4 separate regions of the Mus musculus genome follow, and all the other regions are linked to region 4. Evidence: chromatin loops called from intact Hi-C (ENCODE). Cell type or tissue: left cerebral cortex. All regions are shown on one strand. Links, peaks and the distances in the headings refer to the core of each region. The heading gives the core; the rest is flanking DNA. Region 1 has its middle 310 kb from the start of Zc3h15. Region 2 has its middle 19 kb from the start of Zc3h15. Region 3 has its middle 54 kb from the start of Gm25420. Region 4 holds the start of Zfp804a (zinc finger protein 804A).

What was found. A loop is a pair of places that touch in the nucleus more often than their neighbours do. Peaks named below come from ENCODE experiments on the same cell type or tissue, not always from the same donor. Only the 100,000 strongest peaks of a DNase experiment are listed, where the experiment ranks them.
Region 1: it touches region 4 in a loop (5-fold over the local background); 12 of 42 quality-filtered maps call a loop at or near these places.
Region 2: a loop joins it to region 4, with 4 times the contacts of the local background. A loop is called at or near these places in 2 of 42 quality-filtered maps.
Region 3: it touches region 4 in a loop (5-fold over the local background); 7 of 42 quality-filtered maps call a loop at or near these places.

Annotation. Positions count from the first base shown.
Region 1 is chr2:83,329,846-83,335,930 of GRCm38, reverse strand. No RefSeq gene overlaps it. Among named protein-coding and RNA genes, the nearest start is that of Zc3h15, 310 kb to the left of the region's middle. In left cerebral cortex, for the core only: a CTCF peak has its summit at 2,937 (motif pointing right); DNase peaks (open chromatin) are centred at 2,963 and 3,541.
Region 2 is chr2:83,622,194-83,628,278 of GRCm38, reverse strand. No RefSeq gene overlaps it. Among named protein-coding and RNA genes, the nearest start is that of Zc3h15, 19 kb to the left of the region's middle. In left cerebral cortex, for the core only: CTCF peaks have their summits at 2,310, 2,660, 2,859 (motif pointing left) and 4,015 (motif pointing right); DNase peaks (open chromatin) are centred at 2,476, 2,851, 4,074 and 5,247; H3K4me3 peaks cover 232 bases.
Region 3 is chr2:80,758,823-80,764,907 of GRCm38, reverse strand. No RefSeq gene overlaps it. Among named protein-coding and RNA genes, the nearest start is that of Gm25420, 54 kb to the right of the region's middle. In left cerebral cortex, for the core only: a CTCF peak has its summit at 2,518 (motif pointing left); a DNase peak (open chromatin) is centred at 2,529.
Region 4 is chr2:82,048,941-82,055,025 of GRCm38, reverse strand. It overlaps Zfp804a (zinc finger protein 804A), which reads right to left and starts at 1,368. Exons shown (of 4, transcript NM_175513.3): 1 at 1,125-1,368. The coding sequence starts at 1,235. In left cerebral cortex, for the core only: CTCF peaks have their summits at 1,833 and 3,199; DNase peaks (open chromatin) are centred at 2,224, 2,648, 3,182, 4,021 and 3 more places; H3K4me3 peaks cover 2,573 bases; H3K27ac peaks cover 2,338 bases.

The DNA.
Region 1 (6,085 bases), core at 521-5,520, 1.3 Mb before region 4:
ATTAAATGTGTAAGCTAGACATTATTAACAAAAAGGAAGATTGCATTACAAATATTAATAAAAACAGTTTGCATCTGTATTTCCTAATGCAGCTAAAAAGAAAAGAAGAAAACGGGATAGAGCTTATGTGATAAAAGCAGAAAGGCAGCTTGCCTTGTATCTGACATGGTGTGCTGACTTTACATTGAGTTTTGTGTATCTGACAAACACAACTTATCCTCCAGCTGTAAACCAGGAGTCAAGTTTTCCTCTCTCAGGAACTGCAGCCAACTGCAGTATGCCAGACAGTGCAGCTTTCAATGTTTGTTTTGCTATGCTCTTGTTCCGTGCATTTTCTCATTTTGCTTTGGGTAGCCATTTTCCTTGTACAAAACTTTCTTTTTTATTTTTTATTTATTTATTTTTTTTGTACTGGTCACTAACAAATATACTCACAAGCATAGATAGCCCAGATGCTTGCCACTGTATATTTTTCACCCTGCAGTAGCTCATTCCTAACAGTTGCCAAGGAGGTGTGTAGTCAGGGGTATTGCAGTATAGGAGGAAAATTAAAATTTTATACTAGATATGACCAATCTGTATGAAAGCACACAGAAAAGAACATTCTCGGTTAGGGAGTGCCTGATGCAACACTCCTATTTTTATGTTAGCCTCCTTTGCTCAGATTCAGGCTTCACCATAAGATGAAATGTAAGTTGCAGAAACATAGTAATTATGAATAGAACCTGAAAATAAAATAATTATTGACCCTGTCTGAGAATGGTGTTCTTGGTCATCATGCAAACTGATTCCTTTTAGCTTTCTTGGCATTAGATTATATAAAAGTTGCTTTAGTTAATAGAATTGTTTAGAAAGATGGTGGTATTGAATGCATGCTGTAGCTTTCATCGATCTGTTCTGACTCTTATAAACTATACAAATGATAGATCAATATTAGCATTTCATTTACTATTTTTAAAAACAAAATCTCTAATAAGCCATGTGCATTGCATCTGAAGTTTTTTTTTTTTTTTTTTTGGTGACAGATTTTGTATTTCTGATGTGGAATATAAAGAGCTTTTATTGTCCACTAAGAAAATAGTCCATACTTTTATAATTTGCTTATTTTATTATTGTATACCTAAAGAAAATACACATGTTTCTTTTTGAAACACACCTTAGGATTGGTACATTTCTTTCTGAAGCTTGTTTAGAAGAGAATGCATTAGAAATGAAATAAAGATCTACTCTTCACATAATGTTTTAAAGGTTAGAGAATAATCTAATTAACAAAGCTGAAAACAGTACCATATACTGTTACTGGTAATTTTGTAAGGAAATCAATGAACTGCTCAACTTTATCACATTTGGAAGTCATTTTTATAAATTAAGAAATAAATCCTTATGTAATTCTGACTTTAACAGATTTTTTTTTTCCCAAGACAGGGTTTCTCTGTGTATCCCTGGCTTCCTGGAACTCACTCTGTAGACCAGGCTGGCCTTGAACTCAGAAATCTGCAGACATTTTTATTACTAATTTACCATCCACCTTTTAAAAGATAATCACAGGTCTGGCAAGACAGTGCAACATGACAGGTTATTGATACAAAACCTGACTGTCTGAGATGAATCACTGGAACCCATAGAAGGAGAGAACCAACTTCCAAGTTATCCTCTGACCATGACACATATGCATGTTGCACATGGACACACATACAAGTAAAAGGGTGGAATTAAAAAGATCATCTAGTATCCATATCTCTCTGCCCAGGTCTCATCTGCAAATCCAGAACCATAAATCCAGAGAGGACTGTACAAATATTCTTTAATGCATTTTCTGACATTAAAACTACCCACTACACACTTCCCGGCAGATGATTGCAAAGAGCTGGTTTTGCCAAGCAAGTTTCTAGCTGCTCTAGATGATGTGGTAAATATAATTAGTATAATCCTAACAATAAACTTGCATGGATAATTGTTATTAGAACCACTTTAAATCATCATGAGCTCCATGTTTTTCATCGTTTTAATATTAACTGCTCCCTGCCATGTATGATCAGAGCTTACAGTGTTCATTGTCTCATTGTATGTGACTAACGCAACGTATTACTCCAGTTTCTCCCCACTTATTTGTTAAAAGCTACTGCTGATATGAAATTACCCACAATTCATACTTTATTAGAATTTTGGTGTTGATTAAAGTTAACTGATATATAATGACTATTTGGGAAATATTTTATCTTTTCTATGGAGAGAAATAAAAAATAATCTATTGTGGAAACACTGGTGTTACCCATTCTCTGTTGTCTTGGGAAACAGGTCCATGCACAAACAGTTTATATTTAGCTGCCCAATGCTTGGCTCAGTCTTCACAGAAAAGATTGAAATTCTTTCTCTGAGGATCAAACCACTCAAAGCATCCCCACCTAGTACTACTTAGGATTGCCTTTGGGTATAAGAGAAGGAAGGATGCATAGGTGCATTCAATATCTAGGGTTAACCTATAGGGTATCCTCAGGTTGCCATGGCAACCTATATAGGTGAGGTCAGCTCTACAGAAAAAGTTAGAGGGGGCTGTTGGTGTTAGACCCTTAACTCACTCAGAAATTACAAGTCTCTTCCACCTCATTTGACATAACCCAAAAGTGTCTTCCTGTTGAATGTCTGTTTTTATTATGTTTTTCCATAGCCACTGACTATTTAAGAAAGTGATATTTTATAAGTAGATAGGTAAGAAATGACTTGTTAATTGAGTCAGGTTTAAAGCCTGTTAATTTTTCTGTTTTGAAAATTATGCTTTTTCTATTATGTTTCACACGAAAGCTTTTCAGTGGTGGATCTTCATATTATATAGTCAAAGATGATATTTCATGAATTTGGGAATACTTCCTGAAGCATCTTCAGATAAGCAGGAAGAGTGGTTTGGAGTGTCAAGTCCAAAACTCAGTATTCCAATCTACCAGAAGATGTCACTCTCGTGTACAGAATGTACCAAGAGAGCCTACCAGGAACTTCTATATCTCTCCCGTGTGTCTGTCTCTCCTAATCTTGCTAAACTTCCTCTGGAGTTCAGTGAAAGAAAACACAGGGTGAGGGCCTTGTCTCCAAGTTGACAGGCTCTGACAAATTACTACATTCACAGGACGGGCATGCCAATCACACGCCCACAGCTTTTTATTCAAAAAACAGAAATAAAAAATCCCACATTCGTAGAAAAATTCTGCTTTGATTAATAATTGTATATGGCATCAACCAGAAATTAATAACCACACAATATATGTTTTGCTTCTATAAAAGAGGATGTCTATCACATTTAGCTTTACTCGCTATCAATTAAGAAAACCCAGACTGTTTTGCCAATGCCTGTGATTAAAGTAACAGCTCATTTAAAGCATAGGGAACAGGCTGCCAACATACACATTTTAATTTAAGATGAGTGGATGTCAGAAATAGAATCCGTACAACTTGTTTTATTATGAAGATGCTGCTGTTTGTGTTCTGTGAGATGTTATCATTAAAGTTTGCTCCAGTCTTGCAAAGTCTTTGTGTGTGTGTGTATGTGTGTAGGCAAGCAACCACAGTTGGTGGAGAAACATGTTCATGGTTGAAGAATCTTTCTTGGCATGTTTATTTGAGGAACAAACACTGAGGGGAGGAAGTAGGCATGATTTCAAATCACAGGAGACAGAAAGCGTTGCGTGGGGAGGTACTTGTGGTCAGAACAGCTGGACTTGATTCAGGTCACTGGCTGGATTGACAGGCAGGCTATCAAAGGCAAGGCAATTAGGCAACATCAGAAAATTTTCCAGCTGGGTAACTTGTTTTTTATGTAAACTTCTTCTAGTTTTGCCTTACTGTTTATCTATTCTTACATTGACATCTTCCCTAGTACATGTATTTATATGTTGAAAGAGAATGACTTGTGGTGGTCTAGCATGTTTTACTTATGCACCTAAATTAAAAAAAAAAAAGCATTCTGTTTTCTGACTCAGTAAAATCAACCACCAACTCTTTTTGGAAAATTAAAACATAATTATATGGGAAATTCATATTTAGCTTATGTTTACCATGTGCTGTCTCATTATGAACTTTTTTTTTTAAAGTATGGATTGTTTCTTTCTAACAAATCTGTGAAATGGCTTTTATTATTCCTATTTTCATTTAAGGATACTAAAACACAGGGTTGGCAAGTTAATTCAAAATTACTATGCTAAAGAGAGGTCATGTTGGCATTCAGGAAGTTAGGCATTATAGACTATAGACCTGCTTTAAATTTTTAAAAATTATGTGTATTGATGTTTGTCTGCATGTATATCTGTGCTCTACATGGGTCCTGGTGCCTGAAGAGGACAGAGGAGGGCATCAGATTCCCTGAAACTGGAGTTACAGACAGTAGTGTATTCCACATGTGTGCTGCGACTCTAACCTTTGTCCTTTGTAAGAGCAGCAGGGGCTCTTAGCTGCTGAGCTATGTTTCTAGCCCCTGCAGATCTAACCACCTTGTCTTATATTGTGTCTCAAATGTGTCGCTATGCCATTAACTATTTTTATTGCCACTCTGTTGTAAAGTTTATTGTTAAATTTTCCTGCTGGGAATGAGGTGCAAGCTGAGTTTTACTCTGCTCTCTTACCTGACCACTGGCACAGAATGGACGGATCCAGGCACTGATGGTAGTTCTTCTTCTTGTCGCTTCGGATGCTCACAAGAAACTGAGGTCATTTCATCTTACGTCAACCTCTAATTCATTTTCGTTGAAAAAATAAAAGGCAATTGTTAGTTAAGATGTTACATGCCTTCAAATTGTGATCTTGCTTTTAAAAACTATGCATGCATGTTAATGTATATTAATTGCACGAAACACATCACGTGATGATTTCATTATGGATTTTCATACACGTATATACAACACTTTAGTTGTCAGTCCCCTCCATCACCCACACATGTTCTGCTTTCACTACTTCCTCTTCTTAATCCCCATAAAATTACCTTTGATTTCTATGTCTTTTTAAAAAATTCCACATATGAGAGAAAGATGCAATACCGGTTTGAGACTGGCTTATTTCATTTAAAATGATCTCATTTTTGAGATGGGAAAGGATTTGTCTTCTTTTCTTTTCTGGCTTTGTGACTGATAGAGTCCATTTGACAGGCTGGGATTATGGTGGGTATTTGGCCATGGAAAATTACAAAATTTACTGCCCTGTGTATGAATGCAGTGTCTAACTTGGGACCTAACACAACAGTAGATGTCAGAACAGTTTAATGCAGACTTCAAAACAAGTGGCTCTCAGATATACTTCTAGACAGGATTTTTAGTGTGAAAGAGATGAGAGACACGCTAAGGTAAATATCTGTGCCAATTTTTATGGGTTATTGATTCCAACACAACTCTAGAATCTTTTGAGATTTCTAGAGATTAGAGGTGATGAATTATTTATTAACCCAAGGTCAAAAGGACGCAGAAGATTTTGTACTGAGAAATAAATAGAGATTTCCAGGTGATAGGACAACTATCTGTAGTTAGTTAAGCCTGTGTTTTAGTTTATATAATGTTTTGTTTTGATTATGTATGCCAGAAAAAATACCAAGTCAGGATGTCTTAGTTCTTATAAAATTTACATGGTGATGGGCTAGTATATTTGAATAAATATACCAATGAACAAGTATTTACTGATCACCTTACTATCAGGTTAAATAACTTAAAGAGGGATATAGTACCAGAACAGTCATAGTCTAATGTGCTGCGTTTTAGTTCTTCCTTGAAGGTTTATACAGTATATAATTTTGATGATTCCTTCTTCTGCTCTCATAGTGAATAATATTTGCTAAAAAGGATTTTCATCCCTTAGAGAGCTTTTGGTCTAGTTGGGGATACAAGCCACATCCTACGATCATCTCTCCATAGATCCATGAGAATGTAACTAACGAGCTGAAGGAAAGCACATAAAGCTATATAATGATTCAATCAAATCTATAGTCATTCAGGGCAGAAGAAAGCTTGGAGTCGGCTGAGGTATAGCATACGTGTGATGTGGGGCTCTGGCTGAGCTGTGAAATTCTGCTATGTTTTGAACAGAGAAAAATAGTGCTAAACGTGCCTTCTAG
Region 2 (6,085 bases), core at 357-5,356, 1.6 Mb before region 4:
AGTCAGGACAGAAACTCAATCAGGGCAGGAACCTGGAGGCAGGAGGTGATGCTGAGGCTCAGGAGGGGGTGCTGCTTACTGGCTTGCTCCCCATAGCTTGCTCAGCCTGCTTTCTTATATAGTCCTAGACCACCAGCCCAGGGATGGCACCGCCCACAATGGGCTGGGCCCGCCCCCACTGAGTGAGGAAATGCCTTACAAGCAGATCTAATGGAGGCATTTTCTCAAGTGAGGGTCCTTCCTTTCAAATAATTCTAATTTGTGTGTCAAGCTGACCTAAGACCGGCCAGCACAGTGACTACCTGTGTTACAACTACTCATGAATGTAAGCGTGTAAGAGAAATTTCGGAGTAACTCAAATCCAATTTCAAGGAGGTAGTCAAGCGAAAAATACAGGGCTGGCTTTTGGCGTTTGCTTTCGGCGTTTGCCTATGTTCTCTCAATCCTGTGCATTCCAGAGCTTTTTGAGCAGACAAATCCATAGCTTTTCTCACTGGATGGTGAAATTAGTGGAGGCAATTCACAAAACTGACCTGCTTTCCATACTGTGGTAAGGATTTGTCACTTATGATTTATCCATGCGCTGAGGGTGTAGCTCAGTGACAGTGAGCACGCTTATCAGACATAGGGTCTTGAGTTCAGTGCTAATCCTCCCCCCTCCCCCCCACTCATTCTGTTCCGTTTTGACATTTAGGAGGAAGCGACTTTAAGTCTGTTGAGGCTTTAAGAACTTTAGTCCGGATGAAGAAGAGGCTGCACCATAGCTTTAAAATTTGAAGTGTTACGCTTGGCCCATTATAATTACAGCTCTATTGAGAGGTTTATACGTAGCTTTATATAATTGCCTTGTGCTTATTTGCTTCCACTGTGTATGTTATGAAAAGGTCCGTGTTAGAATAGAGTGACAGGAGAGTAGTGCATTAATAGTGTTTTTTGTTGTTGTTGTTTTTTTGTTTAATTGAGGAATCTGACTTCCTAGGATGAATGTGTCTTAGATGAACAGAGAAAATCAAATTCCAATTAATGTTAGTAAGATTCTCATACAAATAGTAAAGTAAAATAAATCAACGGAAAGGCATAGCATATTATGTGTCTACTCTGTAACAAATTATCCAAATGAGTATTATAGTTAGAAAGAGCACAAATTGCTCAGTGTGTGAGGACCAGTTTCGGCTGGCCGGAGCTTGGCTGGATCTTACTCAGCTCTTACAGGAAAGAAATGACTGTGCAGGGCCGCAGCCCCACGCGAGGACGAGTCCCTTTTCAGGCTCACTGGGTCTGTTTGTTTGTTTGTGTTGCTGGGTTTAGTTTCTTAGAGTTGAAGGACAGAGGGTCCCAGAACTTTAGGACTGCCCGTTTCTCTTGGCCATGTGGCGTTCTCTGCCAGATGATAATTTCTTTAGGCCGATAGAAGAGTGTCTGTTGTTTCCTTGGGTGTCCTTTAAAACTTATTTAGTTGCCGGGCGTGATGGCACATGCCTTTAATCACAGCACTAAGGAGGCAGACAGGTAGATATCTGAGTTCGAGGCCAGCCTGGTCTACAAAGTGAGTTCCAGGACTGCCAGGGCTATACAAAGAAACCCTGTCTCGAAAAACCAGTAACAACAAACAAACAAACAAACAAACAAACAAAATCCCTAACTTATTTAGTCAAGTCCAGCTCCATCCAGCACGGTTCCTTTTAATGAACTCAAGTCAATTTTTTTAGATAACTAAATTGTGTCTATCAGTCTCTTCATTCTTTCCATCTAATATGACCTAAGTGAAGCGAATGATATTTATTCACAGTTGTTTGAATACATAGGGAAATCCTACAAAGGCAATGGTTCACTTAGAGTCATCCAAAAAATCTGGGGCCAGCAAAATGGCTCAGTGGGGAAGTAGTGGTAAGTCCAGTGCCTTGCAATTCAATGTCTGACACCTACATGTTGGAAGAAGAGAACTGACTACTGAAAGTTGTCCTCTGACTGCTACTCATGTGCCCCTCCCCCACGAAATATAATAAAACTATGAATGTTTTCCCTGTGTTCAGCAATGAGCTGAGAAACTTTGCATATATACTGCTTAAGCCTTAGATGCTATTACAGTACCATACTATGCAAATGTAAAGCAAACCCTGAATGTGACTCTTAGGGGAAACTTTAAACTTTTCATTTGCTACATAGGAAAAATATATAGAAATGGAATGAATGTATCTTAACACTTATATCTTCAACGACACCATCACAACACACAGTCAGTATGGAGCGTGATCAGGGAGGTATTATGTGTTTTCATGCTAGTATTTTGAAGTTTATCTCCACATAGGGCAGCTACAACTCATGTGCTCTGGAAGCTGGAGGATGTCACTTGTGTGCTCAACCACCAGGTGTCACAATGCCAGCCACACCACACAGTTCTCTCCCAGTGACAAGAACGTTCTCTTTTCTGTGCATTTCAACACTACTTTTTTTGCTTGCACAATTAAGAAGTCAAGCAGTATGGATTTTACTACTTCAGGAAGTTCAGACTCTCACGTGCACATCACACTCATCAGTTTTATGTTCTCTACAAATTTAATTTGAGATGCTCTGCCTGCTGAGCGAGCAGATAATTTCTGCTCCTGTGCATCCTCAGGACTGAGTAATGCAATCGCAATTGCTTTAAAGTTGGATCATTTCAAATACTTAGGGAATGTCACAACCCCAGAAGCAATTAAATGGTGTTTTTGTTACTTTCCTGAAAGTTCTAATAGATCACTAAAAATAGAAATATAAAGTTCTTCAAAGTGGCAAAATTTTTCTTTTGCAAACGTGCACTTTGCTGTAAGCAGCTAATTTCTGGCAGAGATGTGTACCGGTGTGACACAGCGCCCCCCAGTGGTGAGACTGTGGCGCTTGTTCTTAGCCACACCTACCAGTACTTTTGAGAAGCAGAATTCAGAATTTTCATGTGGTGTTTGCAGAATGTTAGAGAAGTCCTTTTTAGTGAGAGAAACTGCTTTAATTTTAATACTTAGATTTATCTTTGTCCTCTCTTTCTTTACATATCTTCTAATAGAACTATGCACATAAACTATACATATAAAACTACACATGCATATGTGTACATAGAGAGACTAAGCTCAAGTATATTCATTAATTTTTAAACACTATGGAATTATGTGTAGGTGAGAAAATACTGAATCATAATAGAAATAATTTCTATCACTAACTTCATAAAATGAGTATACTTTACTTGGACCACAGTTTTACTCCAATGACTAAGTTCTCTGTTACATTAATTTTAAGGTAAAACTCGTGTGTGTGTGTGTGTGTGTGTGTGTGTGTGTGTGTATTTTCAAGTGTCAGAAGAAAGTGTCCGATGGAGTTACAAGTGGCTGTGAGCCCCCTAACTCTGATGTGGGTGCTAAGAGCTGAACTCAGGTCTCCTAGGAGAAGTACGTGCTCTTAACTGCTGAGCCATGTCTTCATCTGTCATATTAGTTTTCATGTCATGGTGTTTGTAGGGTAAAAGTAACCCAGATTTTAGGCAGGAACTATAATTATTTCTTAAGCATTAGTATTGTCAACCATGGTCAGAATGGCTGCCTCAGCCTTGGAATTTTACCTTGTATCCCAGGGAAAGCAGTGGCAGGTGCCGGCTGGAGGGGGGAGGAGAAGCAGGAGGTGGAGGTGGAAATGCTGTAATTTTAAAATTAGGGTAATAGACACATTGGTTCTGGCTTTCAGTCTCCAGAATTAATTCTTTCTTTCTTTCTTTCTTTCTTTCTTTCTTTCTTTCTTTCTTTCTTTCTTTCTTCCTAAAAACCATATCCAAGAGAATACAGGTACATATCAACATGTTATAAAACAAATTTCTGGTGAAGTTAAGTACATGGCAGTAATACATTTTTTGCCTTTCAACTGTTTACAAGTTTTATTTTGTAAAGAAATTTGAGCCATAAATGGTAGCCTGATTGGTTTGTTCTTCTTCTTCTTCTTCTTTTTTTTTTTGAGAGCAAAATGCTTACACAGTCCAAGAGATGGCAGTAAACACCCTTTGTAGGATAAACGTTAGGCTGGCAGTTTATCACAGTAATTCTCCAAAAGTGGCTTCTTTATTTTAATAACAGCACTGAAGCAATCACTGAGAGAGAGCAAAAACTGATAAAATGCTAAATGTGGATATTTTGTGTAAGTACGCTAACGAGATTGCTCAGAGTCTTTTACCAGGTAAACAGAGTAGATGGCTTCCCAGCCTCATTTTCCCGGCCTCCAGACCAATGTTTCCAGCAGACTATTAACTCAGATTTGACTATTAAACAGTATGACTAAAGAAAAAATTTCAAGATTAATTAATATTTTAGCAGTCAAAAGAAGCATGTAAGACATTAATATCACCATTTGGAAAGAATGCCAAAATTAATAGCGAGATTTTTCTGAATACCATGATTTTGTTTTTGTTTTGTATGTTAGACTCATAATTAAAATTAACCCATAGAGAGACTCTGTATAATTCCAGAAAAGAATGCCAAAGTCTGTCAAACCTTTGTTTCTGTGGGGGATACTTAATTCTTTACTATACTCATTTGTGTAAACTATCTTGCTATGGGATACTCCAGCGCAAGGGAAGTCATTAAGGAAAGCTACTCTGCCTTGTTTGAAAGCATTGTTTGTTATCGGGGCAAAGGTTGCTTGTTGCGGGTTTGATACTCAGCCTGTGACAGTACTGGACAGTGGTGAAACCTGTATGGCGTGGGACCTAGTGGAAGTAAATTAGTTTGTTTGTGGTGTGCTCTGAAGAAGAGAATATAGGGACCCAGGCCCCGCTCCCCATCTCCCCTCTCTCCTTCAGTATCCTGGCACCTTAGGAGGTGAGCAGCTTTGATCTGTCTTTGCTCCCCCAGGCACAAGAGTGATGAGGACAAACGAGCTTGGATGGAAAGCTCTGAAAGAGTGAGATAGAATCAGCCTGTCTACACCCAACCTCTTTATCTCCGGTCCTCCTCCTCCTCCTCCTCCTCCTCCTCCTCCTCCTCCTCCTCCTCCTCCTCCTCCTCTTCCTTCTCCTCTTTCGTTATAGCTATAGACATCTGACTAAAGCAGTCACATAATACATTATAGCACATAATCCAGGAAGCTTGGCTTCATTAAATGACTAAAATTCAAATACAAAGATCATTTTCTCAGTGTGCTAGTTCTGTGGTGCGGGGTGGACCAACTCTCGGGAACACAGCTTCTAAATCCCGGGCGTCTGTCTAGTCAGAGTTCTGGCCCTGACTCATCAGCGGTGTGAGCTCCTGGGCTCACATGGTGTCAGTTTGGGTATGTCCTGCCCGGAAGCTCAGGTGGTTGTGGAATGATTACATCTTGCCTGACCTCAGAGTGAGGCCCCCATCTCCTTACAGTCACCCAGGGATTGTTTTGTTCTCTGTGAAGCCACATAGCTCCGTCTGCACTGAAAGTCGTCCAGGGCGACTCCCCTTCCCCTCGAGTCCTTCCCGTGATTTGAATTTATTTATTTATTTTTGCCGGAAAGAGTGCAACTTCTTTAAAGGGATTACTGATTTGCACAATCATGCTATGGGTACCCCGAGGACATGCTATTTTAAGGGTGACTGTTTTGTAGCATTAATTATATCTCCACAAAGCTTTCAAATTAGCACCTAGCTTGGTGTTTGCCAGAATGACTGTATAAGTGCCTAAACAAGCAGGGACTGGACCCTTGAAATTCCCTTTGTCACACTTGACTCTATTTATTGTGTGTAAACATCACATTACTTAGAAAACACAGGGTTATTATTATTTTTTCCTCTAGAGAGTGTTCAATTCACAATTAGAGAAGTTTTTTTTTAAATTAAGGAACTATATTGCTTAAGTAAACTTATGCTTACATATTATTTACTGAAGAAAGAGCTACTCATAAAGAAAGTTCTCTACAACTTACAGAAATGATGTCAGTGGGAGAGCTGAGGCTTTGAGACTTCAAAGTTACAGATAATTAAGTTTTAATAGCCCTTTCTTGGCACTAATTATTTGTGAATTTACTTTAAAAAAAAACAAATACTGGGCAGTGGTGGCACACACCTTTAATCCCAGCGGGGGGGGGGGGGCGTGGCATGGC
Region 3 (6,085 bases), core at 582-5,581, 1.3 Mb after region 4:
TCAGTCCTGAAGCATGCCACCTGGAGCTCTAATGCGGCATCTAGATACCCTTAGGCTTCAACCAATGCCCTTTCCTTCCTGGATATTCTCACACCTTCCCCACAAAAGTATAAAGTCCCTGGTTCACCCCAAATAAAGTGCATGTGTTCACATCCACCCACAATAAAGAAATAGAAACAAGCTAAGATCATCTCAGAGAGCTGCTTCATGGGGAAGGCTTTCACCTAAAGGAGCTCAACACTAAGACTCCTGAAGAAGGCCTTCTTGCTTCTCCCACCTCTTGCACTTGGCACCAACTCCCAATCAGACCAGATCCTGCCAGTCCAGGGCTATGTTTTCCCCTTCCAGCCTGCTGAGCAGTCTGATACCCTGAGGAAAAACCTGAACCATGGACCCCTCATTCCTCAGTTGCTCTCAAGGCTGATGCACTGACAGCATCCTGGCACCCTGAGAGGGAGACCTTGGAACCATAGCATCCATCCCAAACCCTACCTTCTCCTTCCGGTCTGTCATGCAGCAGCGTTCTCACACCTGAAGGGAAACCTGTGGACTGCTGTGGACTCCCTGCTCCAGACTTTGCCCTGCCTTCTCTGGCCAGTGTTTTGGCAGCAGTCAGGCATCCCCAGCAGAGAGGCAGAATGCAACACCACACTTATATAAGAAGACAAAGCCAGATTCTGACAATATTGTCCCTATATTTGATATCTATCTAGTTCCCTCTCTTTTTAAAGTAACTCCCTTGTTTCTTGAGCCATCTGAGTGGGTTCTGGATTCTTATAACAAAAGAGCCTTCTTATAACAAGTCCTTAAGATGTGTGTGTCCTACAGAAACTGTCTTTATGACTTTTGTATGTGTTATTGACCTGTAGTACATATAGTATGTCATTGTTATATCATAATATTATATATTATTATATGAACATATAGTGCATATGTTAATAACATATGACCTACACATATGTTATTATGCATAGGTCATTATGCTAAGATAAAAAGGGCATCAAGGCTCCCCTGTTTAGGTCAGGAAGAGAAACTGTGCTCACTGTTATTCAGATGCGAAAGCCAAGCAGCTTTTGTGTGAGAATCTGGTTTATTACCTTTTCAAATTCTCTTCTCTAACCCATTAAATTGAGCCCTGAAGGGACTTCGATTTTGCAATATTTCCTTAGTTACAATGTTAACTTGAAAGTCAAAACTATATTTTGTTTTTTGGTTTTTTTTACGTATTTCATAATCCTGATTTCCCAGGAATTTGAACTGTATTTCCCTGCAGTCTAAGAAGGTGAAGTTTTTATCTGTTTTCTGTGATAGGAAGGATTGGGCCTTTTCCTACCTGTTCAAACCTGCTTGATGGCAACTTTGCCCACAGTGAAGAAATAAGAAAACGTCTCCCTAGAGTTGATGATGGGCAGCGTCTCTGCCTCAAGGACATGGTCTATGTCTTTCTCAGCTCAATCAGCTCAGCACCATGCCAGAGCCCTGCACAGACAGATGCTTCATAAACGCTTTTGAATCGACTGAGACAGCCAGAAAATGGAATGTCTTCCCTCCTCACTTCACCTGCTGCCTTTTAAAGCTGGTTAAGCTACAGTTGGAACACGTTGGAAGAGGGAGTGATTAGGCAGAACTTGGATGCTGAGCCTAGCATTTAAGATCATAATGAAATTTCCTGAGATGATTCTTACTAAAATCCACATGTATTCAGATAATCCCGGCAGGAAATATTACAGATGATAAATTGAGACCGATCACATTTCCTCCAGGTTTCTTGAAAGACTTCAGCCATCTCAGTGTGACAGCCAGAAATCAAAAAAGGGGTGGAAAATTAATAACTGTGCGTTTTAAGGCTTTAATGAAACATTTATAGACTATTTGGGCTCGTAATAAAAGTTATTACCCTTTGGTTGGCAAGTGTGACCTCCAGGGGACAATAATATTCTATTACATTTCAAATTCTATAAAGTTATTAGTTATCTCCTCCAGGAAACCATCCTCTATTGACAGGAGCTCAGGTGGATCGTCTAATAGCTGAAATGGCTCCATAAATAAACTTCAACTTGAAGGCTCCGTTGGAGTACATTGCCCAAGTCAGAATTTTCAAATTTGTTGTTATAGGATCTCAAAATTATAGGTAAGCATTTTTTTGAGTTCTGCAACTCGGCAGAGCAAGCTGTGTGGTTATGAATTGCATAGAAGCTGAATGCAAAAGAACTAAGACTTTCTTTCTTTTTGGGTCTATAAAGCCAATAAAACACAATTTTGAAGTAAGCTCTTGGCAAATAACACCACTTTTCTACAAATAAATAAATAAAAAACGGGGGGGGGTGATGTAACATATTGTTTCCAGATGTATGAAAGCATTGAAAAATACACTTAAATGTATATATATTAGTTCTATTTATATTTGCAATATATATTTATACACATATTATATAGAGGGGGAAAGAGAAGAGATTGGATAATCTAATGCTGTTTTAGTTGGGATGAACGTATAAATAAGGTAAATTGCTCCATCTGCTGGCTGCATTTGGAAACATTCTAAGTTGAAGCTCAAAGGAATTAAGTAAGAATTGAATTGAGGATTGCTGAAGGTTGAAAGAGAAAAAAGAAGCAAAGAGGGGTGGGATAGTAGCAAGTGGAGAAAAGGCACCTAACACGCACTAATGAAATGTCACTGCACACCCTGCCCCCACCACCTTTGAAGACCCAAGAAAGCATCAAGAGTCTCAGACTCACCAAGAGTTTCTCTGGCATGTGGAGAGCAAGCAGTGAAGGAAACCTGTGTGCTTGTGCAGGGCAATGACAAATACTGTGCTTAGACACTGAAAAATCTAGATGTGGTTTCCATAAACAGACTATGTAACCTTATAGCATTATGGTCTCCAATTTAAACATGCCTTTGTAAATGTATGGTGTTGAGGTCCATGTAGTGTTTTCAAATACACTATAACCAAAAGGGAAATGTCCAAGTCAGGAATGGTAGACCAGACCTTTAATTCCAGCACTCAAGAGGAAGAGGTAGGCAGGTCTTTGTAAATTCAAGGCCAGCCTGGTCTACAAAGTGAGTTCTAAGACAGCCAGGGATATTACACAGAAACTGTCTTGGAAGGGACGAAAGAAAAAGAAAGAGAGAGGGGGGAGGGAGGGAAGAAGAGTAGGGGAGGGGAGGGGAGAGGAGAGAGGAGGAGAGGAGAGGAGAGGAGAGGAGAGGAGAGGAGAGGAGAGGAGAGGAGAGGAGAGGAGAGGAGAGGAGAGGAGAGGAGAGGAGAGGAGAGGAGAGGAGAGCAAAGGCCCAAATTTAAAATTAGTGGCTTGCTCAACCTTACTGGAAAGTTGGAGTTCCCAGCTGTTTTTCCTAGGCTTCAGCCTAGCACTCTCTCACTCGTGAGACACACGCTAAAGCCTTCAGCAGTCTCCTTTCGTTTACCGTCTAACATGAAGAGCACTGTCCTGCAGGCCCCTGCCTGTCCTCTCCTCCTAAGCTTGGTGTCTTACTATTCGTCTCACTGCTAAGTTGGATGGATGAGGAATTTTGCTCTCACAACTCCTGAGGGAAGACAGTATTAATGCTCATACTCTACTAATGTTTCAGTAGCTGTTATATTTGAAACAGTGTTACCTTTATCTCTACTTAGTGCACTAAATCACGTTGTGAAAAATTCAATTACAAGTTCACATGAGTGATTCAAACTTGAGCTTTGTTGTTTATGAGGCTGCTGAGCTGCCCAAGTGCCGCGTTCAGCACTGAGAGCACATTACTCTCCACAGAGTAATAGCTTCCTGGGAGGCTTTGGTTCGGTGTCGAGTTGTGGCTTATCTCTAAGATCTTTTTCTTTCCTAGCATATTTTTCATGCTGTAAAATGTATCATTTTTCTATTCTAGTGTGAAGTACAAAAGTAACTTGTATTTAGATGCAAAAAAGAAAATCAACTTATCTTCCGAAGGAGCCCAAGTTTTGAGTTGAGTGTAAAGTATTATATGCAGTCCTCCAAGGGGAAGTGACAGTAAGGTATGACCAGGCCCGTCTTCTGACCTCCACTGGCCCCCTAGTCCCGGTAAATGTTGTCAAAAGAATTCAGAGAAAATGCATAGCGTACTGCAGAAGAAACCAGGTCATCATCAAGGGACAAGATAATGTCCAAAGGGACAATCACAGTGTACAACACTCTCATCAGATGCATGACCAGTGGCCATAAAGACCATTGTGACAATTTGCAACTTAGACAGATTTCACAGTAAGTCAAAGCTTCCAAACAAGACTACGTCCTTGTTGGTGTTTCCCTGCCCAGGTGACTACAGGGACATAGAACCAGAGGAGACAGTGATCCTGGAACCAGGTTCAGAAAGTTACCCATGAATGGCATTCTGGGAAGTTCAGGATGTCCCATCTTCTCCCAGATCCAAGTCCTGTTTCTCTAAGCAATAACCCAATGACTAGAGTTTTATAATTCTGGTCCTTGGTTTTTCAAGCTATTGGTTATGAGAAAGGGGTCCAACTCTGTCATCTCTAATCTTTCTAGTGCTTAATGACCTACCTAACAGGAGGACAAATGTTCTTGTCAATGATTATTATCAAGAACATTAATTATTACCCCCAAACCAAAACTAAATACTGATATTATCTCTCCACTTAAAATTCTTTTTGCATTTACTTGAAATTTCCCTATTACCTCAGCAATTGCTAAACATATAATTAAATCTAACAACCTGATGATTATTAGTGATAGCTGCCTTCAAGGAGCTTACTATCAGGGGAGGAGATCCAGAGACAAAGTGTGGAGCAGAGACTGAAGGAAAAGCCATCCAAAGACTGCCCTACCTGGGGATCCATCCCATAAACAGTCACCAAACCCAGACACTATTGTGGATGCCAACAAGTGCTTACTGACAGGAACCTGAGATAGCTGTCTCCTGAGAGCCTCTGCCAGAGCCTGACAAATACAGAGGCAGATGCTCACAGCCAACCATCGGACTGAGCTCAGGGTCCCCAATGGAGGAGTTAGATAAAGGACTGAAGGAGCTGAAGGGGTTTGCAACCCCATAGGAAGAACAACAATATGATCCAATCAATACCCCCAGAGCCCCCCAGGGACTAAACCACCAACCAAAGAGTACATATAGAGGGACCTATGGCTCTAGCCACATATGTAGCAGAGGATGGCCTTGTCAGGCATCAGTGGGAGGAGAGTTCCTGTGAAGGCTTGATGCCCCAGTGTAGGGGAATGCCAGAGTGGGCAAGTGGGAGTGGGTGGGTGTAGGAGCACCCTCAATGAAGCAGGGGGAGAGGAGATGGGAAGGAGGCTTCAGAGTGGGGAGGGAGACTGGGAAAGGGGATAACATTTGAAATGTAAATAAAGAAAATATCCAATGGGGGAAAAAAAAGAACTTACTATCTAACAGGAAGAAATGCAAATGTTACTATAATACAGGGTGGTGAGGATAGTGTAGACACATTAAGCACAGGGGCCACGGTGGCATCCTTCAGAGAGTGAGAAAAACACCAGATGTGGGGTAAATTGAACTCACCTCTTACTAGCCAGATAGAAAGGAGTTCACTACCTGGCAAAGGACAGGTTGGGCAAGGTTTTCAGATAAAGAAAAAGCACACGTTTCCTCTTCAATTTCCAGACCTTTGCATAGAAAGGTCTACATTGAGAACTGACTTTCTAGTAAAATGAATATAGAGCAAGTTCTTTATGAACTACAGGAAGTTTAACCCTGTTTAACCCTGCAGTTTCTACAGTGCTGAGGATGGAACCCAGGGCTTCATGAATACTAAGCACTCGACAAGCATACTACCTCTGGGCTATACCTTCAGACCAGTGAGCATGTCGTCACTGCATTTTACCAATGTTTTGTATATGTGGTCAGTCTCAGAGGAGGGGGATCTTGAGGGAATAATTAAGTACATGTGAGTGCTGTGCGGTAAAGTTTAATGTGATTAAAAACAACACGCTGAAGAACAGTGGAGGCAGATCCTTGCATTAGCTAGCAATAAAACACCTAGCTTTTTTTTTTTTTACACTGAAAATAACCTATAGTCAGGTTGAATAGCAGAGCAATGTCTCTGCCGATGGCTTTATT
Region 4 (6,085 bases), core at 487-5,486:
TCTGGGGCTTTGAAAACTATATTCGCTTTGAGCTACGTGTGTCCTTGACTTACTCTACCTATCTTTTTCAGATAAATACTAGGAGAAATCTAGAGCAAAGTCTGCCAGTGGGCACAGACTTCAGAAAGTCTTCCACTTTTACCACCTGATTTGGGCTGGACTCTCAGTGCACATACTAAGAGAACTCCACGCTGCTGCTTTCTGCCTTTGGAGAAGTGGTTACTTCTCCTGACACCCTTGCTCATGAGAGTTGGTTCTGTAGGGAGGCTTTGCGTATGATGTGATGAGCCTTTGTGGATGATGGGAATTGGGTGGAAAGTAGAAGCTACTCCGTGCTCTCTCTATGCTCAGCACATCTTCCACTAATCAAGAGCGCTTTTCCTGCTGGGTGCTGAAGGACAAGCTGTGCTTGTCAGTGAGAATAGCTGTGTGGGTTTTGTTTTCTAACATGCTTCCTACTGTCTGTACTTGTGACACAGTGATCACCTTCCACCCATATCCCCAAACTCTAAAGTGTGACAAGCTGCAAGTAGTGGGCAGATGGGAATATTCTGCTTAGCTTCACACAGAAAACTTCTCAAGAGAAGTTTCCTGTCAGTCCTTCAGCGAAGAGCCAAGAGCCAAGAAACAAACTCATTCGGAGACCCTCACCCAATCCAGCCACTTCCCCTAAGCCACCAGCCACATGGCTCGCTGCTCCATCAGACACCCACACCTCCATTCACCTTTAAGCTGCCTAAACGGAAAGATGTCACAGGATCACTTGGGGTTAGTGATCCTTTCTATTTTTAGGAGGTCCTGTTGAAAGAAGAGGTTTATAATCTTCAGCACTGTGGAGTGTGGTGGACAGAGAGCTTCATGAAGTCTCAGGAAAACATTTAGGCAGAGCTTTCCTAAGATTCCTTCCCTTTTCTATACCCGATTCTCATCCCACGCCCATCAGATAAATAAATGAAATAAATGAATTCCTTGCAAACCAAACATCACTAAAGCTCCCAAATCCATCCGTCAACTCATCCCTCCGGATATGCCCTATTAGATGAGAGACAAATAGAAAGAGAGAGAGAGAGAGAGAGAGAGAGAGAGAGAGAGAGAGAGAGAGAGAGAGAGAGAGAATGAATTACCAGAGTTTTGTTCCCGTTCTTGCTGAGAGGGCCCCGGAAAACTCCCTTGATGTTGCGAAAGTGTCCGTTGCTGAGATGCGTGGAGCTGATGACAATGTAGTAACACTCCATGGGGCAGCCGCCGCCTCTCCTCCGCAGCCGCCGCTTCCACGCACCCGCACCCTCAGCCGCAGCCGGGGCCGGGAGGGTGGGCTGGGGATCGCGGCAGGGCGAGCGGCCGGCTGTGCGCTGGCGGCGGGCACGCGGGTTCCTTATGCCCGGCTGCGGTGCGCGCCCTGCCGCCTCCGCATGCCGGCCGCGCTCGCCTAGGCTCCGGCGCAGTGCTCGCCTGGAGATAGGAACCGGGACGTGGAGCCCCTGGGGAGGATGCAGCCACAAGGGGGGCCGGGCCGGGCGGGACCGGGCGGGAGCGGTCAGAGCCCGCGCGGTAGGGCGCAGCCGGGCAGCGGGAGCCGCCCGCGCGGCAGAGGCAGCGGTCGCAGCATCCCCCGCGCCGGGCGCCCGCACTCGCAGTCGCTGCCGCTGGCAGGCATGAGTGTTATTATAGTGCGCGGCGTTGCTGGTCCATCGCACTGAGCCAATGGCAGGGAGCCACTGGGCTGATACTGAGAGCTGTCAGAGGAGTACATCTGTCACCCGCCACCTCCCCCCCGCCTCCCCCGCCGCCGGGACCCACGGCCGCGCCAGCCTGGCCACGAGTGGGAGTGCGTCGCGACCGCCAGGGGCCGGGAGGCGACGGCCGGTTACAAGTGCGAGACTCCTGCGAGGTGCGGGCGGAGGTTGGGGGGTTGGGGAGCAACGCGACCGCAGCTTCTGCTCTGCGGGTTGGAGTGCGGGCGGGGGAGCAGGGGAAATAAATAAATTAATAATTTAGTACCCAAGCCATCCGCTTCCAATTGCAGCGAATCGGGGCAGGTGCCAGGTGCCTCTGGGTTTGGCTTAGGGGAGTCTGCGCTTTGATGCATCTTTTGTATGGAATACCCCGCACCCCCGCGCCCCCCAGTTACACATATCACAAATGCTATGTGCTAAGAGCTTGGGGGAGGGGATTTGTGGCGACGAGAGTGGAAGTAGGGAGAAGGGAGAAGCAGGGACTCCTGATGGATGTGCTCCCATTCCTGGCGCTCTCCCCTCATCCACCTCCCCTGGGAGCATCAGTTCTTCCTAAATTGCCAAAGCTGAGAGGAAAAGGATGCTTTGCGGCAAAAGAAGCCGCTGCCAGGAGCTCCCATGCCAGAGAGGTGCTGAACAAAAACAGAAGCCTTCGCCCTAGAAGCGACCTGAAAGGAAAAGCTGCACACAAACTCCTGCGCTTGTCACAGAAAGTAGGGAATCCGGTCTGCGGTCTTCAGCAGAGATTCCGGTTGGATTTTAAAGGGTCAAGGCAGCCATCAGCAAGGACTGCTTCTACCCTACCCCTTCCCAGGTGATCCACTGACCTGTGTAAGTTTAGCTCCTTTGAGGTGGTGGAGTGGGAGCACCACAGATACACACACCATAGATCTGCTACTACCATAGGACTCATTAGTCGGCACTTAAAAAGATCGATACCAGGCATGGGAGTCTGGGACATGGTGCCTTCAATGGATTTACTGAAGGCTTTATTTCCCTTTTGCTTTGAAAGGCTTAATTGGTTAAAGCAGATTCCAGACATTCTGATGCCCCCTATGACAGAGAAAACTGCAGTCCGATACAAGCTGTGTTTATCTTGTTTATCCGTGGGCCAAGACTAAAATACGGTCGAGTATGTGTGCCCTATATATAGAATTTTAGGTAACAATGACAGCCTCTTCCCCATAACCCATAATATGGTACTTAAATGAGTCTGACAGTTTGATTTCACTTCTTCAAAGAAGATAGAATGGGGGAGTCTTGCTAAAAGAGGTGGCAGTCATGTGAGTGAATTATAAATTATAGGGTATAGCGGGGGAGTGTTAGATTTATATAAAAAGAAATTTTCCATGTATCATGCTTCAATTAGAAAATACTTGATGCGTATTGATTAAACCTCATTATGAAGTGTCGGTTATTTTAGAAGAAGCAGACAAAATTTCTCTGATATCCACTTGGGGGAGTCTGGAAGTCTTGGGAGAAAGAGAAGTAGAAACTCAGAAAACTTGTGTGCTGTGGGGAGGAGGTCACCCAGAAATATGTAGAACTCAGAATGAACACAATTACGCTGGAAAAATAGTCAATATTGGAAGTTAAAGGAATTTCTGACTCTCTTCACTTGAGAATTGTTTATTATTTGTTTGTTTGTTTACCAGAGCATGTAGGCTTTCTCTGCAGGCATCACTTGAGAAGGACTGAAGACTCAACTATATATTTGAAGTTTTCAAAACATTATTAGAGAGGAAAATGTACTGAGTTCCATGAAGCAGAGCAAAGATATATCTTAGGAAAGTAAAGAGACACCCATAAAAGATTGAGCCATATGTATTTAATTTTTGTAAGTACATAACTCAAAATAACGTAAGCTAGGCTAGTTTGCAAATAATTTTTACACAGAATACTTCTGTTGTGATGGTCATATCTTTGTAGCCTAGAGCTCAATGTTTAGTTCAGAAAATGAGAAACAGCTACCTGAATTGTTCCAGGGAACACTGGACAGCAGTTGTGTCAAATGTCATATTGTTCTTTTAGAGGAAGCATGCACATGTTCATTATATGTTCACCTGTACATGCATATGTGTATAGTATGGTAATATAGACACGTGTATTTATATACCATGCACACACATATACATATACAGCCATATGTACATACTTACCTAAATAGTTATGCTGTCAATATTTTTCAGTTTGTTCACAAAATCTCAGATAATGCTGAGTGACTGCAACTCCAAGTTAATCTAATTTCTGCATCACTTGGTTGAGGCTTAGGAAGTTATCTAGACAGCAAAAGCATCTAAAGATTTATGTGACAAGAAATAGAGGCTGCATGTGAGTTCTCAGTGTATGCCTACACACAGGCATACTATAAAAATATACTCCAGTGAAAACCCTCAGCAATTTCTAGCAAGAATCATTCTCCTGTCAGAATATTTTCAACTTTTACATCCTTGATATAAAGGAGTGGGGCATTGGTCACAGGAAACCTTATTTTTTAATACATATAACAGCATCGATTTACCACCAATTCATGAAGAATGCAGTTATAAAAGAATGTCAAATAAGTGTATGGAATATAGCTATATTGTTTCTTTATACACAAATACTAACTCAGTGCAATTACCACGTTTCTATGCCTATAGTTTGAACAAGTTAGTGTTCATAGCCAAAATAGTCATTAAAATGAAAGTAGTAACCATACTTAATAGTCACTGTGGCCAGCAGGCTGTTCACCATTACAACAATATAACAAATTTTTAAGAAAACCACATTATTGTGGAAAACATGTTTCCAATACTAAGAAGCAAACACTGGGTAATGGTGATTTTATTAATATTTTAATCAAGTATTTAATGTAAGGCTTTTACTCATCTAGAGAATGGCCACTGGTTTTGCAATAATAACTTAAAGCTATGTGGTCTATTTCTATTACTTAAAAACTATCCTGGTATTGTAACACTTTGAGTAACTATTGGCATGTGTTGTTTTAGAGAGCCATTCTCATTTTAAAATATAATTTTTTTCTACAGCACTCTTATATGACTTAAATATATAACTGCTTATTATAATATGCATACTCAATATATCTTAATCACAAACTGTTTAAAATATTTTATGGATTAGTTATATATCACTTGTGCTCAATTCCCAACTCTGGCTGAAAAGAACAATTAAATTTTTAAATATAAAATATGCATTAGTATAAGATACGTAATTTACTTTTGTTTCATCTAGTTCAGTTTTTCCTCTTCTAAAATTGCATTTAAAACATAAATAAATAAAACTTCCTGCACTTTGTGCTTGGTATCACCACTCTTTCCTAAACTCAGATCAGATCCGGACATCAGGCGGCAGCTATGCCCTGAGCATTGCTCTACATGTGCATCTAGCCTATCCTGGTCTTCAGGACAGAGGTGTTACCCTAATAATATAAAAGAACAAGATCTCAGATAAAGAGAAGACCAATGGCTGGATGCCTTGGTCCTGATTCCTTACCTTGATTCAACCAGCACAGTTGATTTCAAGTGGGTAAATCCAGTCTGTGAAGTTAATGGATGCTATATGTTACAACCTCCAGTTACTGTCATAGAAATCACTAGGCATTTCTACTCTATTAAACAACTCTATTTTTACTCTTGTAAACAACTTTACAGAACTCAGTTGAATGACCCCCCCAAATTAGGTCAAGTTCTGTATCCCAGTCACCTCGCTTTATGTACATTCTCTTAGCTGAGTTTTTATTTTTCCTGCTGGTTATCCTTGAAAAAAACAAACAAACAAACAAACAAACAAACAAATAAAATGCATCTGTCATGAGTGTCTGTAATAGATTCTCAGAACATTTTGGATGAAATGTATAACCATCTGACTAGATAACATGTAACTAAGTGCTTCCTCTGTTTGAGTTCTACAGTTACACATATTTGGAATTATGCTGATGTCAAATATTATTGATTTCATTATGTTGATGCAATAAGGAAGAATCACATAATTCCACAGATTGATGATTTATTTGTTCTAATGTAAGGCCAAATTATATCATGGCATCCTTATCAAAGGTGTTGTACATCTATATTGGAAACATATAATGATGCTATCACCTCAGACCATGCAAGGAACCATGCACTTCCGACACTTTGAGACCAGTTTTGACAAACAGTCATAAACAGAATCATGTTTAAGCAACTTCAGCAAGGCAGCATCATCTGTTGTAGTAAATTAAGATTGTAAATTGGATATTTTGCCTGTTGTATTTTTATTTGCCTTCTTTCTTTGTTTTGTTTTTACATAAGTTCTATAAGCATATGGGGTTGTATAATTAGTTTGATGGTAACAAATTTAAGTGAAAT